Regions from separate parts of the Homo sapiens genome. Here regions 1 and 3 are each linked to region 2. Evidence: chromatin contacts called from ENCODE Hi-C or POLR2A ChIA-PET data. All regions are on one chromosome and are shown on one strand. The core of a region is the stretch at or near the end of the contact, and the rest is flanking DNA. Distances in the headings are between cores, read along the strand shown.

Region 1 (2,879 bases), core at 211-2,710, 180 kb before region 2:
GAAAGCTTGGAACTGCCAAGCCCAAGATGAGGGTGCCAAGGCTGTAAAATAGGACTGGTCTCTGATGGAGTCATAGAGAGGCCATCAGCATCACATTAAGTAAACAATACGTGGCTCCTTGAGCTAATAGGCCAGCATCTATAACTAAGTGGAAACTTTTTGGCAAGAAAGGCAAGATCCCAGGCTCTTCTAGAACAGAGGTTAACAAACTTTGGCCTTTGGGCCAAACATAGCCCGTGACCTGTCACAGCTTTACTTGTTGATAAATAATGCTGTACAGAAGCACATGTCTGTTCACATGTTACAATGACAGAATTGAGGAGTTGTGACAGATACTGCAGGGTTTGCAAAGCCAAAAATATACTCTATCTAGCCCTTTGCAGAAAATGTTTGGCAACCTCTGTCCTAGAAGATGGTGAGGCTTGGAGGCAGTATTGTGTTTCCAAGTGATATGTTTATCATGGACTGAGGGAAACCACTGAAAAGAAGGAAATGGCAAGGTTTAGGCAGGATGTCAAGACCGTATCTGAATAGTCTAGAGTCCAAGACCCCAGGTGTAGGCAGAAACCAAAGCAAAAGATCTCTCCTATTGATTGGACAAACATGGGGAGGATTAAGGCAAGAATGAGGCTCATTAGGCTTGTGAAATCCAAGCGCACCTTATAATAGATATAGACAATTCCAAAGCAAGGACAGCAAGTCCAGTTTCAATGATTGGCTGATGGGTTTCAGCCAATGGTCAGTTTGAAATGCTCAGTGCTGAGTGGGGCTGGGAAGGCAGAGACTGCCCCGGGAGTAAGGAACTATTAAGTCCAAATAACCTGGATCTTTCTGCTAGACAATAAGAGGATGGCGCTATCCTCTCTACTTCCTGTTCAATATAGTAGCTCATCACACTCATCAACAAAAGGAATGCAATGGAAATTAAAATATCTCCCAGATATGGTTGTCAGATTTAGCAAATAAAAATACAGAACACCTAGTTAAATTTGAATTTCAGATACACAAAGAAAAAAATTTAATGTAAGTTTGTCTGAAATATTGCATTGGACATAATTATACTAAAATTATTTATTATTTGAAATTCTAATTTCAGTGAGAGTCCCGCATTTTGTCTGGCAACACAATTCCCCGGAAACTGGCCACCTTTGTGATAAATTATGATTAACAAAACAATGTTTTAACTTCTGGGGCAGTAAGAAATTTCTAGACCTCTGGTCCTTTTTGTTTCTCCCTCTGTCTACATACTTCCTTTCCCACCTCCTTTTATCTCCTCTCTATCACTTCCATTTCAAGGCTTGTCCAGGAGGGAGGACCAGTCACATCTGTCAATACTTCCAAGAATTATCATATGGCTTTAACTCTCATTGATTAAACCAGAGAAAGGCTGGAAACAGAGAAAGAAGAAGTCAACCTTCTTAAAGTGACTCACAGGAAGGAAACCTGGTGGACGGACAGTTTGACGATTGGTTTCTGACTCACTGGAGATTTCTTTGCTAGAGATATGCATCATTAATTTGGTATCAACAAACCATTGACATTTCCCGGGCAGTACACAGAATGCTGTCGTGGTAAAAACAGGTTTAGATTAACTGCTGGGCACTTCCTGGTTCCAAACATTAAATTAAAATGGAGATTTTTGGGTTTCATGGAAATCTCTGAGATAAAAAGCAGAAGACTCTGTGAGAACCACGCTCACAGTTTTCAGGCATCACCCCAGCACTATATTCTGTGAAGATGTTCTTGGGAAAGGTTCAAGAGAAGTCAAATCTGTGTAACTTGCTGTATGCTGTGGTCACAGTGGATAAACCTCACCTGCAGTGAAGAGGATGTGGGCAAAGATTATGCTCAGTGATGACTTTAGAAGCTTGGGCAATATGTAAAAAACACTTACAAAACATTAAACTGATGGGATTTTCATTATTCTTCCCTACCAATCATTCTCTAGTGACCTTTCCACCACTGTGACAGTATTGGAGGCACCCATGAGGATCTCCCTCTGAGAAAGAACTTGCTGTTCAGCTGCAAGGAGTGCAGTTAGTTTGCAGCCCCCAGCTGTTTGCACCTTAGCATTGTCTCATCTTTGAAGCTCAGGCCATCCTCTTCTTGGGCAGCCCCCAGAGAAGGGCTGAGCACAGAGGGGTTGCTATGGCTTGGCCATTTCTTTCAACATGGGGCTCCTCAAATGAGCAATATTTGTTTTCGAAATGCCCATGAAGTGAGCCAAAACTTTGTCAGGTCTGCACTGAGCTCTGAGGCTCATGCAGTCCAATCCTGTTTCCTCCCCATTTTGTCTTCATTTCCCAATGCAATTGATTCAATGATTGTGTCCCCTAAAATTCATATGTGGAAATCCTAACCTCCAAGGTGATGGTATGAGCAGGTGGGGACTTTGGGTGACAATTAGGTCATGAGTGTACAGCCCTCGTGAATGGGATCAGTGCCTTTATAAAAAAGAACCCCAGAGAGCTCTCTCACTCTTTCCACCATGGGAGGATACAATGAGAAGTTGGAATCTGCAACCCAGAAGAGGGCCCTGACCATAACCCAACCATGTTGGCACCCTGATCTTAGACTTCCACCTCCAGAACTGTGAAAAATAAACTTCTGTTGTTTCAGCCACCCAGTCTGTGATACTTTGTTACAGCAGCCAGAACTAACACACCCAAGAAACCTCTTGCTTTCCTAATTCTGCCTTCTTGGCCACTTCCCTGAGAGCACATCTGACACACTATCATGGCTTCAAGGAAGCAGGCAGAATGGGTGCCATTTTAACAAAAGAAAATAAATTTTATGGGGAAAGTTCTTACCAGAAAGGAAGGGGACAAAAGGTTAAGTTCAGTCCTTCCTGCCCAAGAGAGATTGTGAATGAGAAAGAA
Region 2 (2,997 bases), core at 202-2,701:
TCTTAAGAAGGAAACAAAGCAGAGATCATAATACATTGGGCTCATAGGGCTGGAAGGGGATTTTAGTCATTTAATCCAACCCCTTCACTTTTCATATGGGAGAAAATGAGGCTTGGACACAAAATGACTTATGTAAGTCATACAGCTAAAAATGGGCAGAGTCTAAATCAAATGTTCCCTCTACCAAACCATGTTGTTTCTTATCATCTCTATGTCATTGCCTGAATTAGCTGTGTTATGCTACAAAGTTGGATACTATTTAATCAAGATTCTCTGTTATCTATTTTAAAACCAAGCCTCACACTAACTTGTGTGATGGCTTACTAAGCTGGCTGTTAGCAAAGCAGCAACAATAAGTGGAATGATAGGAAAGGAAGAGGTGGAGTAGAAAATTTGGTTTTCTTTTAGGGAAAATCATAAGAAAATGTGTCATGAGCAGCTGGAAACTCACTCTATGCTAGGAGAACAATCTGCCTCTAGTGCCACCTGCTTGGATTGGCACTCAGTGATCCCTCTAGGCTTAACCAGAAATTACTACAGATACTGAGACCATTTATCTTCTTTGACAATTAGACTTACAAAACTCACTCCAGAATTCCTTCAGGCTGTTTTTTTTTTAACTTAGTCTTCTTCTGCCTCCAGACTCTAGCATTCTTATTCAAGGAGCAAGTATGATAATAACTGAAAATTTCATTTGGTCCTTTTTCTTGGTTTGGAATGAGTTCAGTTGGAGAATAAGTAAAACAAACCAGCAGCTCAGACAACTAGATAGCCGTAAGAGTTAGAGAGCAGCTAGGTGAGAAAAATCACTTCCACTGGGGTATAACTGCTGTGCACTTTTAGTCATCAAACTAGATGAGAGCTAATGAGACTTGTTTTTCAGGAGTCAGAACTATGGAGAATTCTCTCTGAGCACGGATATACCTACTTGGATTTACTGCTGCATTCCATGGGAAAATATTGCACAGGTGGCCGAAGCCTTGATTCTGACAAAAGTAAAAAAAACTATAACATCACTTTTGCTATTGAGAGCAAAGGGACGTGTAGTATTTGCAAAAACATGGCAGAATTGGGTTTCCTTTGGTGGACCCAGTAAATGAGTTTCCCAACCACTTTGCTCCAAAAGGGCTTCTTGACTAGATACATATGCAAATGATGTATTTCTCCACACACAAGTGGAAATGACCAGAGACCCTCTAATCAACAGGTCATTGAGATTCCTGGCATCACCTAGCAGGAATCTCCCCATGACTTGAATTTTCCCTAAGCCTTTCTCATATTCCATGAGTCTAAATCCAGGAGCTAGGCATTTTGGCACCCCTTCTTTCAGCTTTCATGAATATCCAGGCTGACTAGTGGTTCGAGAGGAGAAAGAAATATTTGTCTTTTACAGGGTATGGTAACTTCCGCAGACAGCAAAACCATAGGCTGTGTTTCTACACACTCAATAGGAAGTAAAAACTGAAACTGATAGCTATGTGGTTCAGCTCTCATAACCTAGAGTCCTATGTTGAAGATCTGTGAGATCTAGATGATTGCCCTGATTTTCTGATGCTCTTTGTATGGGAAGCATGCCCTCAAAGATCTAAGGTAAAGTATTACCTTGAAAGATAAGCTATTCTTCTCACTGATTGGATTGGATTTGATTCATTGAATTTGAGTAAGTAATTAAGTGATGATTCCACTTGGGTTTCTCAAAGGGCAAGAATGAGAAAGAGAAGAATTAAAGTCTACTTAGTTGGTTTTCTCCTGAAATGATTCTGATTCCTAAAAAACATGAATGAGTCTATAGCAAAATGGCATTGCCGAAGCCCTGATTTACAGACCTTACAGGATGCAGTGTATGTATGTTTCTGGCCTGCTGTAACTGTATATAAATATAACATTTATGCATTATCAAATAGTAACAGACTATTACAAGCATTCATATATATGTTGAACCAATTAGGATAAATCTATACATATAATTGACAGGTTAAATGTATTCTATTTAGATAAAGGTTATTAGAGGTATACCCTGGATCCATTTGTTCTGTTTATGGCACATATGCTGGGCAAAGAAAATCCCAAATGGGCATGGCAAGGGAGAAATAAATGAGGCTTAAATAAAAACAGAGGACATAGACATATGTCAACATGTCAACTCTACATGCATTTTGGATTTTCAGGCTAGTCCTGAGTTCAAGAAATTGTATATTTTTAATATGACTTATTGAATTTCCAGATAAGTGTGATTTTCTAAGTATATTCTCACGAGACTTCCTGCACACAGTAAGTCTCAGACCAGAAAAAACTTGCTTTGTGAAGTTGTACACCTTGTTTCTTCCAAACACATTGTCTGCTGACATATTTACAGGCTAATAGGATAGCTAGGAAAAAGTTGAAGACAAAACACACCGGAAAGGTTTCAGGCAGAGTTCTGAGAAGAGAATCCTGTGACCACTCCATTGAGAAACATGCCCATGTATATAGATCCCAAAGCTGGCCTTCCATAGCAAAAAACAACAAGCTCCTAGACGCTTTGCCTATAGCCTCCAACTTACCAGAAAAAAGCTCTTGGGAACACCACTTAAAGAAAATCCTAAACAGTTTCACAGCTAAACCCAGGAACTGTCTCCTTAACCTATAACATTTGCTGTAAAGAATGTATTTTCTGGCCGGGCACGGTGGCTCACGCCTGTAATCCCAGCACTTTGGGAGGCCATGGCGGGTGGATCATGAGGTCAGGAGATCGAGACCATCCTGGCTAACATAATGAAACCCATCTGTACTAAAAATACAAAAAATTAGCCAGGCATGGTGGCATGTGCCTGTAGTCCCAGCTACTCGGGAGGCTGAGACAGGAGAATCGCTTGAACTAGAGAGGTGGACATTGCAGTGCAGTGAGCTGAGATCGTGCCACTGTACTCCAGCCTGAGCAACAGAGCAAGACTCTGTCTAAAAAAAAAAAAAAAAAAAGAATGCATTTTCTACTACTACACTTAATCATATCCCTTG
Region 3 (3,055 bases), core at 462-2,961, 240 kb before region 2:
ATCAGCTTGGGCAACATGGCAAAAACCTGTCTCTACAAAAAAAAAAAAAAAAAAAAAAAGATTAGCCGGGCATGGTGGTGAATGCCTGTAGTCCCCACTACTCAGGAGGCTGAGGTGAGAGAGTTGTTTGAACCTGAGAGGTCAAAAGTGCAGTGAGCCTAAATGGCATCACTGCACTCCATCCTGGGCAACAGAGTGAGAACTTGTCTCAAAAAAAAATAAATAAAAATTAAAAAAAAATTAGAATTAAAAAGCACCCTTTAGAATAAGACAGTCTATAGGCCCAAGTTTTCAGTGGAGCCAGGGTCATGCTATCAACCTTGCTGGTTAGGTAGTCTCCTAGAGCCAGGGACACGGAGGCACCCCCAGGAAGGAGAGTTCCTTTCTAAAGCTGCAGAGCACATTAATTCCTTTATTTTTGCTGCATTGAGATAGTCTCTTCATTCCCCTGAAGGTTGACCATACCTCTTACTGTTTATCTCTGAGTTCTCAGGCAGTTCTCTGGCAGTTCTCAGGAACTGGCAGATTTTGTTGGTTAATGTATTGTTTAGACCTCACCATGCCCCAGCAGGTTGAGAAGTAAATGGTGTTTTCTTCTAGGATTAGACCTGCTGACATTTTGAAATAGCCTAGGGCTGCTGGAAAGAGGTACCCAGGAGTTCTCTCCCTTTGAGGACAGGACCACTACCAGTTGACCTGTCTCCCCCTTTCCTTCAAACTAGGATGTTGGCAGCAGAAGATGAGGCTTGGTATGAAAATGAACAGCTTGTGAAAGCGTAACAGGATGTGAGTAAATTAAAGAATTGGGGTTTTTCCCTTTGGTTTTTTAGGTAGAGGGGAGCCTACCTACAATGAAAAGTTAAATAAAAAGTACCCACATGAATGAAGGCAGGGGCAAGTCCAAAGCCAAGATACCGTTTCACTCTAAGTAAACCCACTGAGGGAATCCCCTCCCTTAAAAAGGAAAAAAAAAAAAAAAAAAAAAAAAAAAAGGAAAGAAAACTGGTTGGGCTTGGTGGCTCATGCCTGTAATCCCAGCACTCTGGAAGGCCAAGGCAGGTAGATCGCTTGAGGTCAGGAGTTCGAGACCAGTCTGGCCAACATGGTGAAACCCCGTGTCTACTAAAAATACAAACGATTAGCTGGGCGTGGTGGCATGCGGCTGTAATCCCAGCTACTCAGGAGGCTGAGGCAGGAGAATCACTTAAACCTGGAAGGCAGAGGTTGCTGTGAGCCGAGATCATGCCACCATACCCCAGCCTGGGTGACGGAGTGAGATTCTGTCTCAAAAAAATAAAAATTAAAAATTTTTTTTAAAAAGAAAACAAATTATTAGAAACTATGACCTTCATCATCTTTTCTGTGCCTATTCTCCACTGACTTCTGGTGGCGGGGGGGGTCTTGGAATTTCATCCAGGAGAATATGTCCTTGGGTTACATGGTTGCAGAAACAAATGACTTGGTACTTGATAGTCTTTATAGAAAGAGAAATCAAAGTGCTGCAGTTAACACTGGCCAAGGCACTTGAATGCAAAGCAAAAGTGACAAAAGGGACTGAGGTTGCAGTACGGGAAGTACACTACTGTGTCAGTAGTTAAAGGTGGTGGCCTTGATTTCTCAGAGGGAGAGGAATCAGCTTTGAAGATGCCTGTCACAGACACTAGAAAATCCAACCATCTAGGGCATTGTGTCTGCTGACTCTGTGCTGAGGGATAGAGCTAGAACCCAAATTCCAGGTCCCTGTGTGTTGAAAACAGTCAATCAGCATTCTGACCCTGCCCTGATTACTTTGAATTCAGTGGCCTGGAAAGCCCCATTGATTTCACTGTCTGATTTCTGGAAGTCAATTGAAAGAGAAACATAGCAGCAAGAACCTAAAAGAAAATACAAAAGTTAGCACCTTCTAAGAATAACTTACTGGTCCCAAGTTGGTGTCTATACCTAGTCAGCACCATTAAGAGTCATCCCCGTGGTTGGGGGAAGGTATACCTACAAGGTATTGTCTACATGGGGATTTATAACTTTTACTCTTTAAGGTTTGCCTGCTTGCCAGAGATGTTGCTTCGTTTACTGTTGTTGCTTTCAAAACAGTTGCCTTTTATTTTCCTCTTGCCATGGAAACTGAAATAAATAAAGAGAAGCATGGTTTTTGAATGTTCTCCAGCTTTAGATGCATTGAAGTTTTCAAGATCAGTCAATAAGCATTTTTCTGCCCAATTACCTGTGAGAAGATGTATCTATTGGGAATAAAGAATGGGGGGCGGGGGGTATTGGAAAGGCTGATCAATAAGGCTGGGCTTCATGTCAAACATGTCAATGTATGCTTAGGCCAGTTTCAAATGTTTGGTGGCATTTTGTTCACAAAAGGATAGAGTGTGTGCATCATATTTGTTTTTTTTGTTTTTTCACAAAATTGAGTTAAATCCAGTGCTTTTGTTATTGGCTATTCTTCATGTAGCTTTCTTTAGGGTGGTTGTTTACAAAGACTTCGGCATGGTTTCACAGAGACTCATTCCAGTGGAATCCAGTTAGATGGTCCTAATGCTTTCGTTCCAGCTATGACATGTGTTTTGATTCACAGTATGCTTGGATGGACTGTGTGGATGCTTCATTCCTATGGAAGACATAATTCAGAACAGAAAACTTGTAACAGCAGCATCTTGCCTGCAAAATTATTTAAGAAAAAAAAAAAAAAGACTTTCTGGTTAATACCAAAATCTTTAACTGTCCTTTAGATAGGTACTGTTTCAAGTAATTAACCCACTGTGATTCTCAACAATGGGTCCATAATAGCCTTACCTGAACATTAACTCCTCCTATTTGCCCCCATTACTCCCAGAGATTCCAGTATTTTTTTAGTGGGGCTTTGGTGGTGGTGTGCGTGTATGTATGTATGTGTATATGTTATGTATACACATGCACATATGTGCCTTGGGTGTATGTAACTATGTATGTATATACACACATATTTTTAAACATAAATTTTTATAATATTCATTTTAAACAAAAGTATACAGATATATAATCTTAAGCACCACAGGTGAGTTTGAAGTCC

The links. Hi-C counts contacts between places; a loop is a spot of excess contacts on that map. ChIA-PET counts read pairs that join two places held with the same protein, here RNA polymerase II (POLR2A). Pooled maps may share reads with other maps.
Region 1: a pooled map shows a loop between it and region 2 (2.0-fold over the local background). The contact joins two enhancer-like sites. A Hi-C loop is called at or near these places in 2 of 168 maps with a recorded cell type or tissue (esophagus muscularis mucosa and natural killer cell), 1 of 37 single-sample maps with no recorded cell type and 3 of 50 pooled maps. POLR2A ChIA-PET finds 5 or more read pairs at or near these places in 2 of 52 experiments (T-cell and activated T-cell).
Region 3: a pooled map shows a loop between it and region 2 (2.6-fold over the local background). The contact joins two enhancer-like sites. A Hi-C loop is called at or near these places in 2 of 37 single-sample maps with no recorded cell type and 7 of 50 pooled maps. POLR2A ChIA-PET finds 5 or more read pairs at or near these places in 1 of 52 experiments (T-cell).

What each region holds. Positions count from the first base shown.
Region 1 is chr11:35,076,376-35,079,254 of GRCh38, forward strand. No RefSeq gene overlaps it. Among named protein-coding and RNA genes, the nearest start is that of CD44-DT, 60 kb to the right of the region's middle. RefSeq lists an enhancer at 1,719-1,768. Within about 2 kb of position 1,461, at least 12 of the 41 ENCODE cell types and tissues checked have a DNase peak (open chromatin) inside an H3K27ac peak, as active enhancers do; they include natural killer cell, where a contact is called at or near this core.
Region 2 is chr11:35,256,005-35,259,001 of GRCh38, forward strand. SLC1A2 (solute carrier family 1 member 2) reads right to left here. Exons shown (of 11, transcript NM_004171.4): 11 at 1-2,997. Among named protein-coding and RNA genes, the nearest start is that of SLC1A2-AS1, 24 kb to the right of the region's middle. Within about 2 kb of position 1,452, at least 5 of the 41 ENCODE cell types and tissues checked have a DNase peak (open chromatin) inside an H3K27ac peak, as active enhancers do; they include natural killer cell, where a contact is called at or near this core.
Region 3 is chr11:35,012,005-35,015,059 of GRCh38, forward strand. It overlaps LOC105376626 (a long non-coding RNA gene), which reads right to left. Exons shown (of 4, transcript XR_001748180.2): 4 at 1-3,055. Among named protein-coding and RNA genes, the nearest start is that of MIR1343, 72 kb to the left of the region's middle. RefSeq lists an enhancer at 1,888-1,937. Within about 2 kb of position 1,712, at least 5 of the 41 ENCODE cell types and tissues checked have a DNase peak (open chromatin) inside an H3K27ac peak, as active enhancers do.